2 separate regions of the Homo sapiens genome follow, and region 2 is linked to region 1. Evidence: read pairs that join two places in POLR2A ChIA-PET (ENCODE). Cell type or tissue: OCI-LY7. All regions are shown on one strand. Links, peaks and the distances in the headings refer to the core of each region. The heading gives the core; the rest is flanking DNA.

What was found. ChIA-PET counts read pairs that join two places held together with the same protein. Peaks named below come from ENCODE experiments on the same cell type or tissue, not always from the same donor. Only the 100,000 strongest peaks of a DNase experiment are listed, where the experiment ranks them.
Region 2: POLR2A ChIA-PET joins it to region 1 with 5 read pairs; 2 of 35 experiments call an interaction of 5 or more read pairs at or near these places.

Annotation. Positions count from the first base shown.
Region 1 is chr2:155,146,063-155,152,125 of GRCh38, forward strand. No RefSeq gene overlaps it. Among named protein-coding and RNA genes, the nearest start is that of KCNJ3, 450 kb to the left of the region's middle. RefSeq lists an enhancer at 29-88. In OCI-LY7, for the core only: no CTCF peak of the experiment used is centred there; no DNase peak of the experiment used is centred there; H3K4me3 peaks cover 226 bases; H3K27ac peaks cover 352 bases.
Region 2 is chr2:154,623,148-154,629,210 of GRCh38, forward strand. No RefSeq gene overlaps it. Among named protein-coding and RNA genes, the nearest start is that of KCNJ3, 73 kb to the right of the region's middle. In OCI-LY7, for the core only: no CTCF peak of the experiment used is centred there; no DNase peak of the experiment used is centred there.

The sequences.
Region 1 (6,063 bases), core at 1,632-4,131:
CACTTTTGGCAATGTATAATTAAAGGGCTTGTTTTAGCAAAATTACACCCTGTGTAACACATAATAAAAGATAAGGGGGAAGGAGAGGTAACAGGCCTGGGTATACAATTTAGTTTGTAGCAGAGAATGAGCACAGTTGGGAGCTTGACTATTTTTGCTGTGATTCCTGAGGTCATATTAAGCAAAACAAATCACTATGTTTCTACTTTATTCAGGTGACAAGTGGATCGATAAGATAATTAATAATATCTCTTCTTCCCTATTTGGCTAATTGAGACGAGGGAAGATTATAAACGGGTCTACAACATGAAAAACCAGAAGTCATTTAATTTGAATGCCAGCATCACCTCCCCAAGGTTATTGATATTTGATTTAAAGGGGAATAAAAGATGGACAATTTAAGTGAATCTGACTTGTATTGTTCTGAATCCATATGCATTGATTCAGATTTGTGAGATGTCTTTTCAACAAGGTAGCTTTGGATCAGTGGGGCTTGCATATTTGATCATATTTCTTTCAGAACCTTTCTTAAATACTCTTCATTTGTTACCACCAGGCAAAGGCAAATCTCTAGTTTAGAAAACTTGATTTTAAAATAAATTAGAAAGTAAAGAGAGAAAAGGCATGTTCCATTCCTGACATTTGTATATACTATTACTCATTGAAAACATAACATGGTAAGTTTGTTTCATAGTCATTACCTCTACCATCATCTGTTACCCCCTTTGAACTACACCGTTAATTATCTTTGCCTACTTCTGAAATGCATATACATAAAATCTTATTGTATGTAACATTTGAATATAGCGTTTTTGCTTATCATTATGTTACTGAGATTTATCAGTGTTGTCACACATAATTTCAGTTTATTTTTATTGACATGAAGCATCCTATAATATGAATATGCCACACTATATTTAATATTGATGGACATTTTAGTTATTATAAATCATGATGATATAGTTTTGCATGTACTTTGATGGACACATGCAAGCATCTTATTAGGTAATACAATATATTATAGAATTGCTACTTTATAAAATATATGTATGTTTAGCTTCAGTAAATACTGCCAAATAATTGTCTAAAGGGATTGTTCCAAGTCACATTCCTGCCATCAATATATGAGAGTTCCATATCCTCACCAACACTTGGAAATATTAGTATTTTATTATATTTTAGTTATTCCAGTAAGTATACAGTGGGATTTCATTGTTGTAACATTTGTTTGCCCAATGATGAATGAGGTTAAACATCTTTTCACATGTTTATGCATTATTTGGATGGCTTTTATTTGAAGCACCTGCCCAAGTCTGTAGCCTATCTTCTTATCAGGTTATTTATCTTGATATTGTTGACCTGAGACATCTTTTATAAATTTTTAATATTTGTTATATATACATATATGTGTGTGTGTATACACAAACATTTAACTATAATCTTTTCTTGATTTTTTGCCTTTTCTAACCCTTAATGATGTCTTTTAAGATATAAAATTTTAATTAACTTTAAGTTCAATTTGTCAAATTATCCTTTTCTTTTGTTAATTTTTTGTATTATGTTACAATCAACTGACTATATATGTGTGGGTGTCCCTCTTTATATTCTATTCTATTGATGAGTTTATCTCTATCTGTACCCATACCTCACTGTTCATTCACACTGTAATTACATGAAGATGAAATACTTAGTGTTCTAAGTTCTCCTGCATCATAATTGTCTTTGTTATTCTTTTTTTTGCATTTTCATGTAAGTTAGACAATCCATGTATTCATTTTCATAAAATAAACTACTGGAAATTTGTTTTGAATTGCACTAAATCTATGTATCAGTTTTAAAACAACATTTTTAATATTAACTCTTAAAATCATATAGCTTATTCCTAATTAGTTTTTAATTTCTCCCAAAAGTGATTTATATGTTTTTTGTTTTGTTTTTAGAGCTCTTATACCACTTTATTTTTATTTCTAGGTATTTATGTCTTTATCTTTTTATAAATAGTATCATTCAATATTTTTTTCAATTGGTTGCTAGAATTTCTGATATTTTCAATTTGTGTGTATTAGTCAGGGCTCTCCAGATGGATGGAAATAATAGGATATATATATATATATATATATATATATATATATATATATATATATCTTCTATTATAAATATTACATAGTTTGTAAAAATAAACTCATATATATATATATATATATATATATATATATATATATATGTATATTTGGGAATTTATTAAGTAGTATTAAGTCACATGATCACAAGGTCCCACAATAGGCCATCTGCAAGCTGAGGAGCAAGGAAGCCAGTCTGAGTCCCAAAGCTGAAGAGCCTGGAGTCTGATGTTCAAGGGCAGGAAGCATCCTGCATGGGAGAAAGATGCAGGCTGGGAGGCTAAGCCAGTCTAGCCATTTCATGTTTTTCTGCTTGCTTTCTATTCACTGGCAGCTGACTAGATGGTGCCCACCCAAATTAAGGGTGGGTCTGCCTTCCCCAGCCCACTGACTCAAATGTTAATCTCCTTTGGCAACAGCCTCACAGACACACCCAGAATCAATACTTTGCATCCTTCGATCAAGTTGACACTCAGTATTAACCATCACACTGTGTTTTGCCTTCTTTCTCCTTGATACATTTTTTGTAAGGTATTACTTGATTTTATTAAGATTTTCAAAGTCTGAGCTTTAAAATTTATGGGGAGTTCTTCATTTTATGTTTTCTATTTCTTTGATTTTTATTCTTCTTTAATAGTTTCTAACTTCCACATTAATTATGTTTTGTTGATTTTGTTGATTTTTTTAGCTTCCTTTCTTTTACATTTATTCAATTCTATAAATTTTCCTAAAAGTAGTGCTTTAGTTTTATATCATATTTTTACGTATAATATTTTCATAACTATTTAGAATATTTTCTAATTTCCATTATGATTTCTTCTATAACTAAAGTATTATTAAGAATTTAATTTCTAAGCATTTGGGATGTTTTATTTGTTATTTTTGTTTTGTTTTATTGTCTTTTGTATTTTCTTTTAGTTTGTGTTTATATAGTTTTCTTGAGGTATCACTGACATACAGTAAATTGTACAAATTTAAATTATACCATCTGAAAGTTTTGACATATTTATACAAAACTGTGAACCACTGGCACAATTAAGAAAATAAACGTATCAATAATCCAAAAGTACATTGTATTAATTCATTATCCTAAATATTTGACTGTTTTTTTTTCTGGTCTAATTTTTTAAATAGTCATCTCCATCTGGATTCTTTTCCTTCTTCTTGACTTCATTTTATGCTCAGTGTTTTCACATACATTTTTAGCTGAGCAAAGTTCCTCCATGAGGCATTCCACTCAAACTCATTTTTCCTTGACAGTGGGTGGGTCAGTCTCATAAATTACTTCTTTTACGCCAGAGCATCTGAACATCTGAACATTGATCTGAGATAACTGGTAGATTTTAGCATTTTGATTTATTTTCTAAAGAGAGAGTGCACAGTTAATCATCTATGCAATATTTATATTGTAAAGGAACACTTGTTTAAAAATATATACTTTTAACATGATGGGAGAGAAATTTTCAGCTCTAAAACTACATAGGGTTTTATTAAATTTTCCAGAGATTAATGGAATGGTTTACAGGCACATTGTAAAAAATGCATTGTATGTTAATATATTTTAAAACTCCTTTTAACTTCTGCCAGTGTTTAATATGGGGCTGGATAATAGATGGGTACGTACAAGAGACTAATAAAGTGAAGGCTGCAGGAGGTGAGATGTGCAGTGTAGCAGGCCTTGTGGCTACACAGACGTGGCTCACAACTCACCCAATTTGTTTCTCAGCATGTGTCTTGATGTGTTTTATAAATTGGAATTGTTTTAAAAATCAGTCCAAGTAAAAAATATACAAACAAAAAGCAGACTTTAAAATGACTTTTAAAAAGACCCTCTCTAAGATGATTTTAAGCAAGATCCTCATTTCTAGATCACACAAATCCCCAGGAGGCTTACAAGGACTTATTGATCTCCATTTCTTATTTATCATGCTTTGAAATGAAAAGCACAATATATATGGTATATGTGTGTGTGTGTGTGTGTTGATGAGAGTTTGTACAACTGTGATTCAATCACGGTATATTTTAATTTAATTTAAAATGCTCCAAACAGATTTTAAGAAGCCAAAATACAAATGTGGTCTTTTAAAATGAGTTCTAGAGAATATCAGAATAGTTCAATTCTACCTACTGTTATAGAAGGTTCAAATTAGGATTATTGGAAAAGTGTTTAGCTTAAGTGTTAGGATAAAATTACTAATAAATTATTATAATTATTGGACTACTTAGTACATCATTTTATATGTCAAAATCTGTGCTAATTATATTGCATATGAAATCTTAATTATTCCAAGTGTTCTATGACATAGTATTTTATCACTCCTATTTTTTGTATGGGAATGTTGTGTTTCTGATCTGCTAATGGACTCTTTCACGATCACAAAGCATATAGATAGAGCAGTTGGAAATTTAATTCAGTTCTACATGTCCTACAGGACTTCTTGTTTCTTTTTTCTTTTTCTTTTCTTTTCTTTTCTTTTTTTTTTTTTTTTTTTTTGAGTGGAGTCTCACTCGGTCGCCTGGGCTGGAGTGCAGTGGTACGATCTTGGCTCACTGTAACTTCTGCCTCCTGGGTTCAAGCAATTCTCCTGCCTCAGCCTCCCAAGTAGCTGGGATTACAGGCACCCACCACTGCATCCAGCTAATTTTTTGTGTTTTTAGTAGAGACCATGTTGGCCAGGCTGGTATCGAACTCCTGACCTCGTGATTTGCCCACCTCAGCCTCCCAAAGTGCTAGGATTACAGGCATGATCCACCACGCCCGGCCCCCACAGGATCTTTTAACTCTGCTAAGCTTTTTATTTTTTATTTTTTTTAACAAGGACAGTATATTTTTCTCACAGTTTAAATGGTTATTTTATAATTATATAGTTTATAACTATAATTTCCATCTTGTTCTTTTTAGAATCCTTGGTTTATAGACCATAGTAATATAGGTTTCCAAATATAGAACCTAAAGTTGTGTTCAAATCATAGGAACGTCTGTGCCTAAAAGGCTGCAAATTATTAGATCAAACCCTCTGGAACACATTTTTTGTTAGATTTTATGGGGTTAGCCATGAAGATTTGATCCTCTATCTGGATTTCATGTTAAAGGCTTAGCACTAAGTTTTTCTTGCCAAAGAGCTGCTTTTCTTTCTGTTTAAATTGTAGGCTTTTGTTTTTTTCTTCAGATGAATATGCAGGTTGACATCTCTTTAGAAATACAACATATCTAAGTGATATGTCATGGAACTTCTCTTTATTTATTATTCTTGTCGTTCTTTTTCTTTTCCTCTTCCATTTGGCTGCCCATGATCCAAATGCAATTCTTTTTCCACTACTAAAGCATATCCATACTTTAAATCACCTAATGTATTGCTTTCATTCTAATCAATATTTGCAAGTCCTCAGTATTAGTACTTGGATTGTTAATTCAGATCACCCCCTGCCAATAAACTAATGAAAGCATTTTGGCCACTCTTTCTGCTCTGTCAGAGAGCATATTACAAAGACTGACCTTGTGTGGTGATTTCTAGAAACTGTAACAGGGTAACAGGGAAATGGAGGCCTTCAGATAATATGTTTTACTCAAATAAATATGAAAGAGTTTAATTGATTTAATAGACTGTACTTACTAGCATTTAAAATTATTTGATATAGTAGAGCTTTAAGATACAGTTTTTCCACAGGAACTTAATTGCTTTACATGGTTACTCTCAATTATTTCTATGATGCAACCTGTATCTTCCATAGGTATAATTTTTCCTAGCTCACAATTCCATGTCTCTCCCTTTAAATAAAAGTTTTGGAATACAATGGGTTGGAGAAAGATATAAGTGCTTGTGAGTTATAACTGAATCACTGGTCATAACTTCTTTCTGGATTTTCGTTGATTGTTCCCTTTAGGGAAGCAGATTCTGAAACTGGAATTGGAAACCAGAAAGTTGATTAGAGTGTGTTCTGG
Region 2 (6,063 bases), core at 2,409-4,908, 520 kb before region 1:
CAATTCTAGTTGACCCACAGTAATGCTTAATAATGTACCTTTCATCAGTTTTCATCTTTTCCCTGTTTCTCTTTGCTTTCCACTTCCCCTACCCAGGTGTTTCCCTGGATCACTTCCCAAGGAAATAACTTGCAAACAAATCTTAGTTTCTGGGTTTGCTTTCAGGGATATATATAAAAAAAAATGTTTTCTACACCCAACTCTGAGACTATCACATAGAGCATTATAAGTGTTTGTTGAGTGAATAAATGAATAAAATTAACAAATCATGAATCTTGCCATGTTACTTGAATTCATATGAGCTAAACTGTATTTTAAGGTTTTAAATAACTCAGCTACTATTCTTGCCATATTTGCACTACACGTTATTCAGTATCTTGTCTGTATTGTAGTAAACTTAGATTATCTTTGCTATAAATTGCTTTACCATGTCAATACATATTCTTTCATGTTAATATTTTTCTAGATTGTAAAACATTCCCAGATTAAAGCACGTGCAGTCTACATGCCAGGAATGGTTCACAAATAGCAGAAGTTTAAGCTAGTAATGCCAGCTTTATCTGCAAAACAGATCACAATGACAATTGCAAGCTTCTGCTGTTGATGTTGAAAACATACGTTTGCTGTGCCTCCTAAATAAAAATAAAACCTAGTCACAGAAGACACATTTGTGCTAGGCAAAGACCTCATTGGAATCCCTTATTACTTCTCAGCTATCTGGGGCCAAAATACCCTTGAATATTTTTTTGATCATTGCCTCTCTTAATTTTTCCAAAATTGTAAAGTAAGTTAGGCACCATGTAAAACTTTAGGATTTGAAGATGCTTTTTCTCTTTGTCCTCCACAGTCCAGCAGAGGGAGCAGTGTGTCACCCAGAAAAGCTTCAGCCACACACATACTTGAGCACTGGATTCTATGAGACAGACAGATGCTTGGATTTCGGTGAAAAGTATCCTTGACATAAGCTGAGAGCAGAGGCGCAAAAATGCTAGCGAAAATGGAAAGGACAGTCACATACACAGTGAAATTTGAGAGACTGAGTCAAACATATCTCAATCAAAATCTGCTTCCTAATCAGTTCTATTAATGCACTGAAGATTCCTTGGAAAAAAGAAAATATTGTTTAGAGGAAGAGAAGGCCACCCTAGAGCATTACGACTCATGAAAATCTTCAAATGGATTAGTCAGTAGGAAGCAGTGAGTATGATGACTAGCAAATTAAACTTTGGAGTCATGCTGTGGACTCAATTCCTGACTTTCACATATTAACTGTGTGACTTTATTCAAGTGATATAATACCTTGAACACTCACACTCTTTACCTTAAAAGTGGGGATAATAATATCAACATCATAGTACAGTCATAAGTATTAAATACCATAAAAGGGCTTAGCATAAATCATCAATAGTATCTCAGTAAATGTTAGCCCTTCTTGTTCGATTGATTAAAGTTATTTACCATGACCCTCAGGAAAAGAAACAGGCCAATGTGAAATCCAGTGCAAATAATGAAAAAAGGAAAATTACACAGGTGGAAAATTCTAGGGATGAGATAAAATGATAGGTCTTGAATTTTGGAGGCTGCCCAGTGTGCATCCACCGATATTAGGCACCAGAGAGTAGAAATATGAGGGTAGGAGAGGTCACCAGAAGCAGCAGGAAGTAATAGTATTTAAGTCAAGTACTGCCTCGCTTGTACATTTATCTGGCTTGATTGTGCCAGGAAAGTCTTCTTTCACTGGGACCAAAGGGTTCAAAAAGAGGGTGAAATAGCTAAACTCAATGCAGAGCTTTCTTCAAGTCAAATTTTCTTGAGTGTACAAAACATTAAAATGTTGGCAAAGGCATATGAATACTTGGCATCAAGGGCAACTAGGAATAAAGGTAGACTGAGCTTCCTTTTTTGTGTGTATCAATCTTATTTTAGTTCTGTTTGGATATGGGCCAGCCCTTGGGACACAATTTTTCTCCTGCTCTTACTTCAAAAATCATCATTGTGTCCATTATCCTTGCCTGTCTTTCAGGAGTATCCTTCCTCTGTGTTAGATTTTTTGGAGGTGTATCCACAGCTGTATGGAACCAGAAATGACCAATGCTAAAATAGTTTATCCATGCTGCAATCTGATCCTTTCCTCTTTCTCCATCTCCCTCTGACTTCTTATTCCTCCCTTGAAAATTAACTGTTTTATTTCATAGTCCGTTGCATTTTACCTGTATTTTTCCCCTCAATTTTGTGCATGTATATCGAAGGGTTGTTGCTGTGGCAACCTTCTGTGAGGAAGCTTTTGAGCTGTTCTATTACTATATATTAAGGTAGATTATAGAAGGAATCATTTTTAAAATAGAAATTTAACCAAATTTATATCTAAAAATGTTAGAGCACCAGGACTCTGAGTGTAAAAATCTTCTGTAATTGAGTTCATTATTTACAAATATTATTAGTGTTATTACTCTTTGTGTTCATTTTTACCTTGGGTTTGGAGAACCATTTTCATTTTTTTTCCTTTTTATCCTAGAGCATACTGCAAGTCGGCATCTGGTACAATTGTTCTCAAGTGTATTTCTCAATATGTGCTATAATAAGTGTCTCTCTATTTTCTTTAGTTTTCAATAAATATTTGCTCATAATTTTTCTTTTCCTCTTCTTAATTACTCTTTATGAAGCAAAACTTCTATGTATAGAATGTGTACTGGATCCTCTCTTAGATGAATCTGTCATGTATCAGACCATCATGCCCTCAGAGTGTTATGGAACAGCTGTGATTTCTGACCGTGACTCTCGGGTAGGTATCAAGAAATAGGAATATGGAAAGTGAAGTCTAGCCTTGTGTAGTTTCTGCAGTTTTTCCTTTTCCTTCATTTCCACAGTTTCTACTTATGAACTGGAATTCTCTTGTTCTTCCACCAGTGGTGTTTATGGCACATGCACACACACAAACACACACTCCTCATTCAGAGAATTGTAGAGCTGACTAAGGAATTAACATATTGCTTTCAGTGGGAAAGGTTTAAAGTGCCTCTTCCTTATGGTTTCTTCTTCATGGCTCTCTTTTATCCTCATAGTCTACATTTTTCAAGCCTGTATCTTTAGAGTCTCATAATTTTTAGGTGCACTAGACCAAGAATTCCTGAGAAGAGAAGTTATAGCTTTCTCATTTTTAACATACCCTAGCACAGGATCTGGCACATTAAAGGCACTTGGTAAATGATTTGTTGTGTGCTGTAATGAAGGTCATACAGATACTATATACACATAATTTTAAAGAATCGTAACCATTTTATTATGTCCATTGGAATTAACAATGTGCAACACAGTGTGTCCCCCATGTAGCAGTGGCATCAAATATATGGGCGTTGGTCAGGCCTGGTGACTTATGCTTGTAATCCCACCACTTTGGGAGGCAAAGGCAGAAGGAAAGCTTGAGCCCAAGAGTTTGAGACCAGCGTGGGAAACATGGCAAAACCCTGTCTCTTGGCAAAACCCCCAAAATACAAAAATTAGCTGAGTGTGGTGACACATGCCTGTAATCCCAGCTACTTGAGAGGCTGAGGTAGGAAGATCACCTGAGCCTGGAGAGACTTAGGCTGCAGTGAGCCGTGATCACACCACTGCACTCCAGCCTGGGTGACAGAGTGCGCAGAGTGAGACTTTTTCTTTCATATGTATATATATGTATATATGAGACAGAAAATTCATATATATATATATATATATATATATATATATATATGGAAGTTAATTCAGTTCATTTTAATATTTGTTCTACATTTTTGGACTGATTGAATGGCTATCCTAAATAATTTGTCTTTGCTAGCGTTTGTATATACATCCCTGCCAGTACTGAAATGTGTTGAAGTGGTTTGGCACTTGAAGGAATAGTTCATGAATTCTAAGGAGTAAGGCCATTACCCTACCTGACATATTTGGTACAGAAGTTTTAATCTCTAAAGTATCAAGCTTATTATTAAAATTAAGGTTTTGCTTTAGTATATATTTATATTAGAAACTTCACTTTCTCAATTCTTTGAGTTTCATATAACAAAAAGCTTTAAAATACCCCAATATATAAAAAAACTTTTATGTTGATGTTCTGATTTTAATTAACCATTTAAATTATAGAGTAAGCCATTTCCCTTCCAACTTTATCAATATCAGAATTACAGAATTGCTATTTTAATTTTTTAAGGTTAATTTTAAATTTATCTTTTTGAGACAGAGTCTTGGTCTGTCACCCAGGTGGGAGTGCAGTGGTGCGATCACTGCTCCCAGGTTCAGGTGATCCTCCCACCTCAGCCCCCCAGGTAACTGGAACTACAGGCAGGCACTAACACGCCTGGCTAATATTTTAAATTTTTTGTAGAGATGGGACCTCGCTATGTTGCGTGGGCTGGTCTCAAGCTCCTGGCCTCAAATGGCCTTCCAACGTTGGTCTTTCAAAATGCTGGAATTATAGGCCTGAGCCACCATGCCTGCCTCAATTTCGATTTTAGAAAATATAAATTTAGTGCTTGCTGTTCAAAAATATCTTCCATTGTAACATTCTTTATGTGTTGGCCATCTAAACAGTATTGTCCTATGTGCTGGCAATGTATAGCTAGTGGGAAAATGAGATTTATAATTCTGTAATTTAAATTTTTTATTTCTCCTTCATCCATTTTTCAATAATTATTAAATTTGGGGTTGTGATGTTTGTTTTCCCATTATACTTTTTCTAGGAAATTATATAAAAATCATAAGTTGTTTCTTTGACCATGAATTTTCAAATATTTCAGAATAACGGATTATAGGCACATATTCATTCTAAAGTGGACAATTTGGCAACATGGTACTAGGTTTTTGCAAATGTATGTACATATGTATTCATATTTTATATAAGGCTTAAAAAGTCACACTTTTATAATCTCTGGCCCTCACCTCTTCACCTGCAAAGTGAGGGATTCAATTGAATTGTTTTTGCACAACTGCTTCTGGGCTTTAATTGCCTTATTCTGAGAATAAATTCATCTAAAACTCATGACTACCTTTCAGTTTGACTCTCAATGCTCTTCCATTACTCCTTCTTTCACTGATTATCCCCACCATTCATATTGCCTTATCAGTCAGAAAAAGAGTATTTCTTGAAACAGTCCTCTCTTTCTCATCTTTAATATGTTATTGACTCTTGTTTGAGTTTATTCTTCAATGTCTTACATATGGTCCATATCCATTTCTCCATAACAGTCCAATCCATAATCATATATTGCTTGGAAAATTGCAGTAGCCGCCTAAGGGGGTCTCCTTGAATCTCTTACTCTATTCCAATCTCCTCTTAAATGGTACTTAGAGATATCGTTTAAAATTCCAATTGCTCATGTCATTTCCTGCTTGAAACACTGCATTGGGAATAAAAAAAACAGCTATGTTAACTGGTCATGCTAGACCCTAATTAATCTATTCCTACTCCTATCTGTTTCTCCACTTCCATCTTGGTACATTTACTCATCTTTTTTCCTTCAATTTTCCATATTGGATGTCTTTCAGTTCTTCAAACATGCAATATTTTCATATGTCTCAAGTCTTTTGCTATTCTCTTCTCTGTCAACATCTTATTAGCTCATCCCATTCTACTTTTACTAGTCAACTTCTACTTAGTTTCTGCTGTCCACCCCGGAAACACTTAGCTAGGGGAGACTATTGAGACTCTGTACTAGACCAAGATGCTATTACACACTCTGCTTATTTTATATGATATCTTAATCTGCCAGAACTCATCAAAGTGCTAAATATTTTATAATTCATAAATATATTACTTCCATTAGATGAGAAGCTCTCTGAAGAAGGAATTGTGTCCATTTCATTCACCATCAGGCATTAACTATTAAGTCCACTGTAGAAGTAGAGAAGAACCACCTATTGGTAAGCTGGTAATGTGTACTGCATTACAGATGACAAGTCTCAACATAGGATACAATCATCCATCCCTGTAAAAGAGAGCTTTATAAAAATAGAATTATACAGTACATACCATTTATAACCTGTTGTATTCACCTGCAAATTCAGTAGATTGTCAATATGTACATGTTC